2 separate regions of the Homo sapiens genome follow, and region 2 is linked to region 1. Evidence: chromatin contacts called from ENCODE Hi-C or POLR2A ChIA-PET data. All regions are on one chromosome and are shown on one strand. The core of a region is the stretch at or near the end of the contact, and the rest is flanking DNA. Distances in the headings are between cores, read along the strand shown. Region 1 holds the start of CPVL-AS2 (CPVL antisense RNA 2). Region 2 overlaps CPVL (carboxypeptidase vitellogenic like).

What was found. Hi-C counts contacts between places; a loop is a spot of excess contacts on that map. ChIA-PET counts read pairs that join two places held with the same protein, here RNA polymerase II (POLR2A). Pooled maps may share reads with other maps.
Region 2: a loop to region 1 is called in a map of vagina, with 3 times the contacts of the local background. The contact joins the enhancer-like site here to the promoter of CPVL-AS2 in region 1. A Hi-C loop is called at or near these places in 1 of 168 maps with a recorded cell type or tissue (vagina) and 2 of 50 pooled maps. POLR2A ChIA-PET finds 5 or more read pairs at or near these places in 2 of 52 experiments (HCT116 and activated CD4-positive, alpha-beta memory T cell).

Annotation. Positions count from the first base shown.
Region 1 is chr7:28,976,554-28,983,598 of GRCh38, reverse strand. CPVL-AS2 (CPVL antisense RNA 2) reads right to left here and starts at 3,632. Exons shown (of 5, transcript NR_038965.1): 1 at 3,501-3,632.
Region 2 is chr7:29,086,799-29,094,056 of GRCh38, reverse strand. CPVL (carboxypeptidase vitellogenic like) reads left to right here. Exons shown (of 13, transcript NM_031311.5): 6 at 1,355-1,434. Among named protein-coding and RNA genes, the nearest start is that of CPVL-AS1, 10 kb to the right of the region's middle. Within about 2 kb of position 2,521, at least 8 of the 41 ENCODE cell types and tissues checked have a DNase peak (open chromatin) inside an H3K27ac peak, as active enhancers do.

The sequences.
Region 1 (7,045 bases), core at 2,383-4,882:
TTCTAATGCCATCATATGGAGCCTCTGGCAACAAGGCCATTTTCCAGTTGTTAATATCTTCTCCCTTCCATGCTCATCCTGCCAGAATCATTTACAGCTCTGTTTCTGAATCTACCCAGAAACGATATATTTTTTTCTTTGGCAACATGGTATCCAGAGAACAACACTTTCCTAGAACAAATGGATATAAAAGTTCTGTTCATTGCAATCAGCACAGTAGCAAAGACCTTCAGAGGTCTTGGTGTCACAGAAATTCTTGGATAGTATTTTTAACTTATAATTTTTATTACATTGGCAACTACACCCATTTAATGAAGAAAACTAGTTTGTTTTTCATATTAACAATTCATTAATGTTTTAGTTCATTCCAGAAAGCCTTAAGAAAAGCTACGAGGACAGGTACTTTTGTCTGTTTTATTCTGTCCTGTGTTCACAGCTCCTAGTGGAGCACCTGACACTTCGTAAATGTTCATTCATATTTATTGTTGAATGAACTGAGGTATTTTCTAATGGGAAATTGTGAGTTTGGTCATCTTTTCAATTTCATGGTATTTTATGTGAAATAGAATTGTTTATCCACCTTTAAGTTAAGGGAAGTTTTGACCTAGTTTTGCTCTTTAGAGGCAATGAGACCCTTACAAATAGATTTTTTAAAAAATCTAGCTTAATTTAAACTCATAAACTACAATAAGGTATTTAGAAAGTCAACCCTTTCTTCCAGTACGAATACAAATTCTATTTTGTGTCATGGCAGGACTGGAATATTCCTCTGTTGGTTACAAGCTGAGACCTGCCAGCAATAACAAACTGATGGTTCCCGCTACATTATGCCCGAGAAAAGGATTCTGGTAGAAGAGATGTAATTCAAATTAGATATGCTAAGATGAAATCTTCTCAACTCTTTTCATCTGTGGATAAACAAACCAAAAGCGAATGTCTAATTCTGAAAAATACTCCATATTGTTTTCTTCTTAATAACTCAACTACTTAAGCCACTGGTTGAGGAGTTGAAAAAATATAAAATTTCAACCTCTGCTTTTCGCAGTTAGAAAAAAGCTGATTTAATAGCTTAGAACCCCAACAACCGTTGGCCAAATCCCACATGAAGCTGTGCAGTGATTCTTAAGTGGCTTTTTAAAAGACTCTCTCATTTATAATGAAAATATAAACTAAAATCCAGACTGCCATATGTAATCTTTTCCCAGAGAGAAAAGCTTGCTCCAAATTTGTTGACGGCTAAAGAGAAAGCCAGTGAGACTCCCAGCAGTAAAACTGGGCCAGGATGAAAGAGGTAGAACTGAATCCTTTGACCAAAATTCAGATGGAGACCTATGTGTTTTCTGGGATTTCTATGAACCTGAACATAGGGAATATGTACCAGCAAGAGGTAAAACTAATTTGCGATCATGTCAAATCTGGAGCTTCTAATAGTTCAGTCTTGCACTTCACAACTTGCATGTGGAATTCCAGTGAAAAGAAAAGCAATACGCGTTAAGAAATCTCCAATGTGCCATTGAGGATTTAGGGATGAAGTTTCCATGTTCTTCCTGTTTTGATAGTTTTAAAAACCAGTTTTTGTTAACGGTGTATCTGATCCAGCTGTGAACTTATCTGTGAATGTGACTATCTAGAAAATTAGCAAATCAGTTACCATTTATCTTAGGTAATGCTGTTTCGTGTAGTAAATGATCAGTATAAACTATTTTTGTTCAATATTACAGTGAATATAAATGTTATATATAATCAATATAACATATAAGTACTAAAACCTTTTCCTTTACATGCCTTCTTTCTTTTTTCCACTGAGTACTTGAAAAAACAACTCTTGCACATCTTCTAGGATTCAGCCCCATGAACAGGAAATGTGATTTAACAGCACTTAAGCTTCTGAGAGTTAAATGAATCTGGCTATTGATTGCTTACCAGCATTAGGTGGGTTATCAGAAATGTATGCTGTTAATTTGGCTGGCAATGGGATTGACAGTATAACAGCACTACCACCGAAAGCAGCTTTGGTTTTAATCTCTAGAACTTTTGTACCAAAGCAGCTTGGATCTGCCAGGGATTTGTGTTTTAAAGGGATTATGTTAAAGATTATTAAAGTTGAACCCTCAAGGGACAAGGCTGGATATTCATGCTAGAAATGCAACTCCGGATCTCTACCGGCCAAGTCACTTCTGAATGTTTGAGGATTCCTGTCACACTCTAAGTTGCTATGAAAGTGTAGACTGGCTAAAGAAAAATCTTCCTTAGGAAAAGGCTGATTGGGAGTTGGCAAGGCAACTATAAACAGGACCCAGCCTTTCCCATTTTAGAACATTCAACGAGTCTAAGAGCTGGAAATGGAACGGCAGAATCATCTGAATACCTAAAAGTTAAGAAGATAGCAAAAGTGCACTTCATTAATTAAAGAAGATAAAATCAAGAAACAGAGTTGGGGGATGGAGCTAGCAAAGAGCTAAAGAGGCCTTCATTCTGTGGTCAGTGGAAGCAGTGTCAGATGGGTGAGATGGCCTGAGGCGGCCTCACGGGGCTGAGGGCGTTGAACAGGTCCAGGCAGTCCTCCAACCCTGAGCTGGACCAAAGGGACTGGCTGCACAGGCTGAATAAGAGGCACTGCCCACAAATCAATTAAAATATTTCATAATTAAGAAAAAAGCATTTCTAAAGCACAGTGCCCCAGGAAAGGAATTTGGAATAAGCCCAATAATAAAACAAACTGGACCTCTATTTGAGCTACTATCCTATGTGGAAGTGCTGGCTGTGTCATGAGCTCCTTCCTCAAGAGAAAACCTAAGACCTATGCAGGGCTCTTCCTAGACTGCCAGTAGGATGACACATTCAGGTGACATGAATCACAGAGGAGGGAGGTACTACCAACCCCCCTCCCAACATGACACATTTACATATTCAAAAGATGACAAAAAATCAAGCTCCGAGTGCTTGCAATTCATTTGGAAGAGATAAGGCTAGGACATAGCCGAACAATACTTCAAAATACTTATTAAGCAATAAATAACCAGCTGCAGTTGAACGCTCTCTAGATTCCACAGTCTAGTTTAATCCTATTTCAGCCATTTAGATTCCTGCATAAGAGCTCTGGCGCGTAAAATTCCAAGTGGGGTAAGACACAAAAATTTCCAAATATATGCCTTGATAATACTTTCCTGAAATGGAAATGTACTTACTACTCTTATTGATTAAAAGAGCAGATTGAGAGCAGTCTAAATATCCATTATTGGGTCTTCTCATATAAATATGATGTATTCCTGTTTTGTTTGTTTGTTTGTTTGGGTTTTTTTTTTTTTTTTTTTTTTTTTTTTGACTAGAGAATGAGGAAGCTCACTATGGACTGATATGGAAGGAACTATGTATCATTCAGTGCTCAAACACAAAAGTAGAAACCTCTCTATATATCTCAAGCAGAGTAGGATGGAACACAGGAAATTGGTTAAAAACTACTGGAAGGACTGAGGAGCAAAAAAAGAAGGGGCTCTTACCCAAAGAGGCTGGGAAGCTGCCACTGGCCCTTGGCTGAATCCTGTCAGGGATACTCAGTGTTGATCTTGCTGAAACTATCCCCGGATTGCTGGAGCCCAGAGCACAGGCAGTCCAGGCCAGCTGGGGAAAATGGCTAATCTCCTCCTCCCACACTGGAACCTAGCACCAGCGCCTCCCATGAAACCAGCTGGATGAGTGAGTCTGGGAAAGAGGATGGAGGATTATCCAGAAGGGTGGACTTGGACTTAAGAGTCAAGAGACACAATCCAGCACATCCACCCTTTTGCTACTCAGCATCCACACATTCCATTGTACGCACCCTACAGCAACATCACACTTCTTCCTCACAGAATGCAATTTTATTCCTCACACAGATGAACACAAGTTCACTCTCTCCCTAAAACAGATAATTCAGAGTAAAACCCTGTAAGATAGTGGCCTCAGCCACTGTATTCATCCCAGGGTGATGTTAAATTTTTTCCTTTCAGACACCATTGCACCTTTTATAATGGATGTTCTACAACCTAAAGGCTAAGTTGTAAAATTAACCACCAACACTCAGTGTTATGCAGAGTAAACAAAGAAGAAAATGTGCATAGCTGCTACGGGTTTTGTTTTGGTGACTGGTAACAAAACTAGTTGACTGATGATGATAATAGTTAAATAATAATTGAGAATGAACTTCTTCCAACGTCCATTCCATCTTCCTTTTACCTTCAGCCAGCAACTGAAGTTAGTTGTCTGGGGTTCTTTTCTTGGCAAGATTATTGAAACCTTCATTTTTGAAGGGTCTAAGTCTTTAGCTGTCCTGCAGGTTGCAATATTATTCCAGAAACTTTTACTCTTGGACATGGAAGTGCTAAGAGGCACCCAGGAGAATTTCCAGGGCTTCAGACATAGTCCTCTCTGCCACCATTGTGTGTCACGGCAACCCAATTACTCCCTGGTAATAATTCTGTTCAGTCACCCCAGCCAGAAAAGTAACCCTCTTCTTTGCCTGTCCATTTAGTGGCAGAAGAAACTTGAAATGGGCAGACAGAAGTATCGAATTCCAGTTCAGTGGAACGTTATTGTTTCCCCTAGAGGAAGCGTTCTCTCCTAGGAATCAAGACCTTTAAACCAGCTGATCTATGTTTTGTAGAAGGAGGGCAAATATTCTGTGAGTGATATTCAGGATGTGATAGTGAGAGTAGCCACTCTCATTTTTACCCCTTGACTCCCAGGTCTGTGTATCCTGACTATGAGAGACATAGCATCACTCATTTGCTGATTCAAAGCATAATCTACGTGCAGTAAGAAAGCCACCTAGACTGCAGGCAGTTATCTTCCAGATGGTACCATTTTTGAAACTTCAGTTATCTATTTCTAAATTTTGTAATGATAACTACCTTTGGGTGCTGGAGTACATGGTAATCCAATAAGTCCCATGGGCATGATACCAATGCTGTACTACTTTTGCTGTAAAATTAGTTCTTTGGTCACAAGCAAAGAACTTCTTTGGTCATAATCATCATGCTATTAAATAAGGCTCTGTGTTAAGTTCACAGATGGTGGTACTGATAAACCCACTGCAGGCAGTGAATGCACAGCATATTTAGAAATAGTGTCCCAGCCTGGGCAACATAGCGAGACCCTGTCTGAACAAAAAAATTTTTTTTAAAAAAGAGCTGGGCATGGTGGTGAGTGCCTGTAGTCCTAGCTACTTGGGAGGCTGTGGCAGGAGGATCACTTGAGCCCAGGAGTTCAAGGTTATAGTGAGCTATGATTGCACCACTGCACTCCAGCCTGGGTGACAGAGTGAGACCCTGTCTCTATTTAAAAAGAAAGAAAGAAAAAATAAATAGTGTCTATTCTAGAGGACAAAATCATGTCCTTCATAATAGAAGTTCCATGCAATAATCTGATGGCTGACTGGTCCCCCTGGGGAATGACTCCACATCAGAGACTCAGAGATGGTAGAGCCCCTGTCAGCAAGTTAGTCATTTATCAGTGACAGGAGCCAGACCAGTTTGATGAGGGGAAGTCCACATTGTTGAACTCATGTCTGGCTTCTCTCCCTGCCACAATGGCCATGCTCTTCATGAGCCTATTAAGCAAGCCTCGGGGTTGCTGGAAATGGACTGACTGACATCCACAGAACAGGCTATCCTGTCAGTGGACTGCTGAGGGCCTCATCAGTGGATGCCCTCTAATGAGAATTCATATGTGATAGTGCCCATAGGGAAAGGTCCATCTGCAAACCTTTTTCCTAGACTTCGTTGTCACCAGTATGCTAATAAAACCATTAATGACCCATCAATTGGTATATATCTCGACTTCTGGCCATCTCTCCCTCCAGATAACATGCTCAGTGTTTGGTCCTGAGAGAGCTCCTCTTACCACGTTCCTGATTTGGGCTGCAATGCTTCAGCAGTCCACATCTACCTGGTGCCTGCAAACTGCAAGGGACCATCTGCGAACCAGGCCCAAATGTTTTCTTAGTCTGTCAACAGTCAATCCTAAGAGGTCACAGATGTGGACTGATGGTGAATTAAAATTGCAGCAAGAATAGATGCTATGGAAGTCACAGCCACTTGCTCTTGAAACTTACTTGTGCCTGAAGGACCTGCTCAAACCGAACCTGGTATATACTATTTTACTACTTACACCTGATGATGGATTTCTGCCATGCATGCCTAACCTTATGGCTCAGAGGACTGGTGTATTAGTTGTCTGAGTTTCCTGAGTAATAAATTACCCCAAAACTTCACAACATGCATTTATCATCTTACATTGTTTCTGAGGGTCAGGAATCTGGGAACAGCACAGTTGGGAGAATCTGGCTGAGGGTCTCTCACGAGGCTGCAGTCCAGTTGTCAGCCAGTACTGTAGTCACCTTAAAGCTTAACTAGACCTGCTGTAGCCCAATGATTCTCACCTTAAAGCTTAACTAGACATGCTGTAGCCCAATGGTTCTCAAATGGGGGTGATTTTGCACCCCAGAAAATATTTGGCAATGTCTGCAGACATTTTCAGTTCTCAAAACTATGGGGAGTGATGCTACTAACATCTGGTAGGTGGAGGCCAGGCATGCTATTAAACATCCTGCAATGCACAGGCCCGCCCCACAGCAAAGAATTGCCTGTCCCGTAAATGTCAATAGTGCCAAGACTGAGAAACCCTGCTCTCTCTTGAGCCCTTTTTTGCACTGGTCCCTAGACAAAACTTGCAGCGTAGTAGGTAACTCACAACATTGCTCTGAACAATAGACTCTAAAAGTGTTTATGTTACCTCAAAAATAAAAAGACCCACAGAATATTATAGCTCTTCTTCGTGATAGGTGGTACAAAGTACAGTAATTTGTCTTTCACTTTGGAGAGGAAATGCCAATATTCTCCAGACCACACTGGACCCCTAGAATCTTCACCAAAGCAATAGGCGTTTGATTTTTCTTGGGGATCATCTCCCACCCCCTGGCATACATTTGTCTTATTAAGGCATGTACGATATTTGCTCCTTGCTGCTCATCATGTCAATTACACATCAGCAGGATGTTCTGCAGGAT
Region 2 (7,258 bases), core at 1,272-3,771, 110 kb before region 1:
CTTCACTTGTTAAGACAAGCAACATGCTTCATCTCTGGACAAAAAGTGATACTCTCCTTGGGGAGGTCTTCTGATATTGGTTCTATTAAGGTGCAAAATAGGAGAGAAACTTAGGGTCAGCTTCTACAGATTTGGAGTATCTTTGCCCTCTTAACTAAAATCTTTAACTTCTCTCACTTTTCAGATGGTCCAAAAGAACACAAATAAAAGCGGAAAAAAATGTCAACATGCTCTTTCCCCCACCTTGTTTTGTCAGCCTTCCATTTTCCTCATCCATAACTGTGTATTTAAGTAAAAGATGAATTAAACATCCTTGGGTGTTTGGAAAACAAAAACACAAAAATCTTTATACCAGATAGGGAGTGCATTCCTTATGCAAATTGTTGACATAAAAATAGTAGCTTCTTCTTTTGAATTTGCAGTTCAGTTTCTTTTGAATTTGCAGTTCAGTTGTCTGTGAACTTCTAGGTTCTAATAAGAAAATATTAGTTTAAAATTAGTCTTAATTATGTTAAAACTCCTTACCTACTGAAGATGAAATGGCTTAATGGCCATATTTCTTGCAAATAAAGACAAGAAGGGGGAGGAGGAGGAGGAAGAAGAAGAAGAGGAAGACAATGTACAACTACCTTTTTCTTCAGCCTAAAGAGTTTCTTTCTTTTTTTTTTTTTTTTTTTTTGGAGACGGAGTCTCGCTTGGTCACCCAGGCTGGAATGCAGTGGCATGATCTCAGCTCACTGCAATCTCCGCCTCCTGGGCTCAGGTGATTCTTATGCCTCAGCCTCCTGAGTAGCTGGGATTACAGGTGCCCGCCATCATGCCCGGCTAATTTTCGTATTTTTAGTAGAAACGGGGTTTCGCCAGGCTGGTCTCAAACTCCTGACCTCAGGTGTTCCGCCCGCCTCAGCCTCCCAAAGTGCTGGGATTACAGAAGTGAGCCACTGCGCCAACCAAGAGTTTCTTCTTGGCAGGACAGAGCCATGCACTCTCCAGGTTTCAGAGAGGAGACAACTTTGGATCTTTTGATACTGTAGCAGGGGATGGAAAAGATGAATCCTTCTTCCTTAAATCAACATCTGGCAGGGTCTCCACTGAGGCACAGGACAGCTCAGCCACTGACCCCAGGGCAAAGCTCTGTGTTGCTGTTTTATTTGGGCTTTAGGGGGTGGAGAGAATAGGTGGCACCTAGCATCCTCCTGGGAGGAGGGCTAAAGGCATAGGGGGGCAACGGCAAAAATCTGAAGTCTGAGCTTGGCCTTTGGAACAAGGTCACCTTCCAGTGTGGGACCTCTCTGCAGGTCCCTAAGGCATGTGTTTCTCTGTGTTTATACCTGCGTGTTTATTTCTCCTGCAGGTGGGCACAGGCTTCAGTTTTACTGATGATACCCACGGATATGCAGTCAATGAGGACGATGTAGCACGGGATTTATACAGGTAAAATGCTCCTGCTTTCTCTTGGCTTTCCTAAGACCAAACATTTTTCTATCTCAATAGGAAAATTATTCTAGTGTTGGAATTTTTATTGACTGAGCCTTATAGTCCAATTCCTGAAGATAATTTAAGGATATTTTCACATCCACACACACAGAGCAGAATTTTTCAATTAAAGATTATTTTTTAAACCTTTCAACCAGACATCTGAAAGGTTTCTACTTGTTTTCCAAATTTGTATTTAACTTTGCATTTGCAGGGAGACAACATCTTTTCAGATATTTGTTTGTTTCTCAGGATTCTTCTTTTCGTGGCTTTTGGATGCAATTTTTTACTTTTTGCTTCTATTTCATGACTTTTCCAGGCTGAAAACTTAGCTTGTTAGTCTCTAGTATTCTCTCTTCTTCTTATGAAAGTTTTGTTTTGCTTAAAAAAAAAAAAAAAAGGAAAAATGTAAAGTTGTAAGTCTGGCCAAACAGTGTCCATATAATTTCTCCCTTTTTTCACTCATATTAATCATTGCTATTTTTAGCATTTTTAAAAAAAAGCAAGTGACCTTTCTTATTTGGTCAGATTTTTCCAGTCTACAAATTATTACTAGAGACCAAGTCCTAGATTCTTTCTGGTCACTAGGGCACCGCTTTATGTATTATAATAATTTACTAAAAGAACCCTAGTGGCCAGAAGGAGTTAACTAGCTCCCTACCCCACACCTCCACCAAGCACTCTGTTAATTACTACCAATCCTCAAAGCGAAAGTGCATCTAATAGGAGTCAGAGTTTGCTGATCTCTGACAAAAGCTTTCCGTTTTACTTTTCTTTCTCTCTGAGGCAGATAGGTGGCCGGGGGGAGAGAAGAAAGAACTACTTCCAAGCCCCTTTCCCAAAGATCTCTCCCTCTGCCCACCCAGAAAAGAATATGGCTGTTGTCTTCTCCACTTTTGTTTGTTTTTCACATGTTCCATGATTCGATCACTTCTATTCAGTTTCTAGGGGGATGCCCAGGGCCCCACACTTCTGCTTCCACATACAGTGGGGTCCTAGGGACATATTTGCCAAGATGCTGACGGGGTGTTCCCCCCAGCACCTCCTCCCCTTCCCTCCACAGACGTAACGGACGGCAGTCCTCCTCACAGGCTTCTTCAGAGCCAGGGCCAGGGCTCTCTTGGCACTGTGTGCTCTCTTTCTTCAGATTAGAAACCTACTCCCCGCCCCCACCTCCCATCCCTCTTTGGTTTAAATCCAAACAAGCTCAGTGGTTAACTAGCAAACACCCTGAGGGCAGAGGTTCTGTATTGAAGAGATGCATCGGGCCCCCTCTAAGACAGAGCATCACTGCCAAGCCGTTTCTGTCTTTCCTTCCCCTCCCCCAAAGACAGTTACAGCTTCCAGTTGCCCCTCCATATGGGGATGTCGACTGCTGACATGTGGTCCATCTCCTCTTTCCTGACATGTAAAGGGAACCTATTTCAAAGCATCTATTGTTTATAGCTGTTGTAGTTCTTTTTGCTTCGGGCTCTTAGAACTGGAAAATAGCTAATCAAGGGTGGTGCAGAAAACTGATTTCAGCTGTTTCCTTTATAGTTTACACTATTCATTTCCCTTTGTGACCACATTCTTCTCTCCAGCTCTCCAGATGGGTGTTTGGAATAAGAGGGTCGCTTCAAAACCTGCAAATGGGCTACTACAGGTTTAAAGAGTGGAGCTTTCATTTTCTCCCTTTGAAAACCAACTTTCTTTTTTCAGAAAATCTCATTCTTTTTGACTATTAATAGTGCATGGCTGTAAGGAGACATTTACCGTTCACAGTTTTGCTGCTTTTGTGTTTGGAAATAAAACTTTTTCACGAACAAGATGTTAAAATACTCTCCCACTTTTCTTATTTGGAATATGCTATTTAGTCACAATGCCTCTCTGGTTTAAAACAAATTATGAAATGTATTAACTTTGATTTGGAGTACACTAGCTGGTGCCAATCTCCTTCTGCCATTGTTTACCAATTGCCTATTATGTGCCAGCTGCTGTTCTTGGTGCTGGTGAGACAGTAGTAAGCAGTCCTCAAACCCCCTGCCCTCCTGGTGCTCAGTCTAGTGGTGGACCTATAGTTATTTTCTTAGCAGCCAAATGGAAGTGCTGCTATAGTTTTCTCCTACATGTTGGTTTGCAATGGGAAATGATATGTAGTGTTGCTAAACAAAGCTTCATAGCAATGCAGCTAGGAAGCAGGCTTCCTATATTAAATGAGAAAACTCTGTGTCCTGTGCCAGGTGGAGAGGATCATGGCTCAGCCTTGCTAGATGTAGAGTGAATGCAGAAGAGGCTCCCTTCACGGGTTCCAACAGAGCAGCACTGCCAGGATTCCTGTTGCTGAGCTTGTATCGGTCCAGTGCAAGGCAGATGAGCCCCAAAGTGGGGCTTAGCCTGTGAGGGGTTTTGGATTTGCCCAGGAAAGAATTCAAGGGTGGCCAGGTGTGGTGGCTCACACCTGTAATCCCAGCACTTTGGGAGGCCGAGGCAGGCAGATCACCTGAGGTCAGGAGTTCCAGACCAGCCTGACCAACATGGAGAAACCCCATCTCTACTAAAAATAGAAAAATTAGCTGGGCTTGGTGGTGCATGCCTGTAATCCCAGCTACTTGGGAGGCTGAGGCAGGAGAATCACTTGAACCTGGGAGGCAGAGGTTGTGGTGAGCCGAGATCACACCACTGCACTGCAGCCTGGGCAACAAGAGCGAAACTCCATCTCAATTAAAAAAAAAAAAAAAGAATTCAATGGTGAGATGGAGGTAGAAGAAAATAGCTTTATTGAAGGGGCAGTGTTACAACTCCGTGTCTGCTCCTGCAGGGCTACTGCCTAGTCCGAGTAGCAGCTTAGGGCAATTTTGCAGTTGTATTTAAACCCACTTTTAATTACATGCAGATTAAGGGTTGGTTCATGCAGAATTTTCTAGGGAATGGATGGTAGCTTTTGAGTCTTTGGGTCATTGCCATGGAAAGGGGTGGTAACGCCTGGGTGTTGCCATCACAATGGTAAACTGACATGGCCCACTGATAGGCATGTCTTATGGAAAGCTGCTTCCGCCCAGGCCCTGTCTTAGCTAGTCCTCAATTTGATCCAGTGTCCAAGCCCTACCTTTGTAGTTGAGTCCCACCTCTTACCTCAAGTCCACTGCCAGTGACTGTAGGTACACTTTGCTTGGCTTTTTTGGCATGGAACTTTTGCTTAGATTATCTGAAACTCGATTATCCTGAATGTTGCTTGTGTTTATGATTATGCTTCTGACTCTATTAGAACTGACCAGATTCCAGTGCTGTCTTTGGGTCTACAATGCATGATCATGTCCACTCACCTTTTCTGCCCTGCATCCACCCAATCTCTGTTTAAAAACTTATCTGAGGAATAATTTTCTCCTAGTCATTCTTCCTTGCAATCTGTTTCTCTTTTTGGTCCTTTAAGGTACCTTTCTGCGAGCAGAGAGCCCTTAACTAAAATTCTGTTTATGAGACAAGTCCTTAGCACAATGCCAGCAAGGTGGCCAAATGGAATCACCAAGAAGAAGCATGCTTCTTGTGCCATGTAGCTCTTGTACCTGAATAAATGCATGGAGTGTGCACTTGTGAACACACATGCTTATGTATTATTATTATTATTGAGACGGAGTCTCACTATGTCGCCAGGCTGGAGTGCAGTGGCGTGATCTCGGCTCACTGCCACCTCTGCCTCCCAGGTTCAAGCAATTCTCCTGCCTCAGCCTCCTGAGTAGCTGGGACTACAGGCGCCCACCACCACACCCAGATAATTTTTGTATTTTTAGTAGAAACGGGGTTTCACCACGTTGGCCAGAATGGTCTCAATCTCTTGACCTCGTGATCTGCCCGCCTCGGCCTCCCACAGGTGTGAGCCACCGCGCCCGGCCACTTATGTATTATATATATGTTTAGCAGATCTGCTTCTAAAATTTGTAATTTCATGTGGGCTTGATTCTAGATTCTATTTTCTAGAAAATGCTCACCATGTAATAAGAAGAGTTCTTGACTAAAATACAGTTAAATGAGCAAATGGCATATGTAAATCTAATTTACTAAATTTACTTTTTTCATTCTTCACTCTCTTTTAAGAAACAGGAGTGCTACCACGCTACTAAGTGCTTGCTTAAAAAAAAATAGCCAGTTTTTTGGCTGTGAAATAAAAACTGAAATTGAAACTCGATGATAACTTCCTCAAGTGGAACTTGAGCTGGAGAATCCTGCCATTTTCGAGATAGAAGTAACCTGGGAGATTATCTCTGACCAAGATTATCAGATAAAACACAAAATACCCAGTTAAATTTGAATTTCAGGTAAACAACAAATAAAATTTTAATGTAAGTATATTCCATGCAATATTTGGGACATACTTATACTAAGCCATTATTTGTTATCTGAAATTCAAAATTAAGCCATGTCTTATGTTTTCATTTGCTAAATCCAGCAACCCTAATGACTCTCCAGCAAATACTACAAGGAAATAAGCTTTAAGCTAAAGCCAAAGGCTTAATTGAGATTTACTATGCTAAATTATCTCCTGCCATTCCAACAAGCAGGAAGAGAGAAAAGGAAGTAGATTTTAGCCTGAAGGTTGGAGAGGGAAGGGTGGAGAATGAATGCCTATTTTTATCTGCACTCTAAAGCCAGCTTATTGCCAGCACAAACATAGAAGCTATAAAATGCAGCTTCTCAGATTTAGTTGCTACAAAGGCCACTATAAATAATGAATACAGAAATACACCGAAACTCTACAGTAGTGTTTCATGGTGAATTTTTATGCAGCCTTTGAAAATTAAATATAGCTAGGATCATGGTGATTGTAATGACCCAATTTTGCCTCTTTGTAACCCTTGAACTTCGCCATCCTCCTGGGTTTTCAGAGCCTCCTTGCCTTTCATCTTCCTGGATGGTTCATGGCTTTTAGTCTCTCAGCAGGAAACTGGGCCAACAACCTCCCCTAGCTTCGCAGGCACTGCAGTCTGGGTCAAAACACTCATAGAGCTACTGAGTTTCACAAGTTTTTGTTTTCCTTTTTTTGAAATATTTTGTTCAGGTAAAGAATCATTTAAAAATCCACTGTCTTCTTGCTTATTATGAAATCACTCCTTGAGTCTGTTAAAATCTATTTCATCACTGAAGTGGCTATTGGCATTCTTTTTTTTTTTTTTTTTTTTTGAGACAGAGTCTTACTCTGTTGCCCAGGCTGGAGTGCAATGGCGCAATCTCAGCTCACTGCAACCTCAGCCTCCCTGGTTGAAGTGATTCTTCTGTCTCAGCCTCCTGAGTAGCTGGGACTACAGGCGCGCACCACCATGCCTGGCTAATTTTTGTATTTTTAGTAGAGATGGGGTTTCACTATGTTGGCTAGGCTGGTCTCGAACTCCTGACCTCGTTATCCGCCCACCTTAGCCTCCCAAAGTCCTGGTATTATAGGCATGAGCCACCGCCCTGGCCGGCTGTTAGCATTCTTTAGTAAATGTGTTTTTCTTTTTTTTAGCCCAGAGCCTACTGTACATTTATTTCAATATCTGTGACCATTTGCTGTTTTTCTTTTAAATTATAGTCATCTTACAGTTTTTCTGTTCTTTGGTTATTAAAATGTGGCATTCTTGGAGCTCCATCAGAAATGTTCAGAGTCCCCCACAGTGGGGGTTGGTAAGCAACTAAGACTTCCCTTACTTCACCACAAACCCGGGCTAATGGGATCATAAAGTTTGCAGAACTACCTCCAAGAATTGCTACGTAACATGTGAAACCTGTATTATTTGCTCAAGGTGCCCTCAACAGTTAGATGATCCAA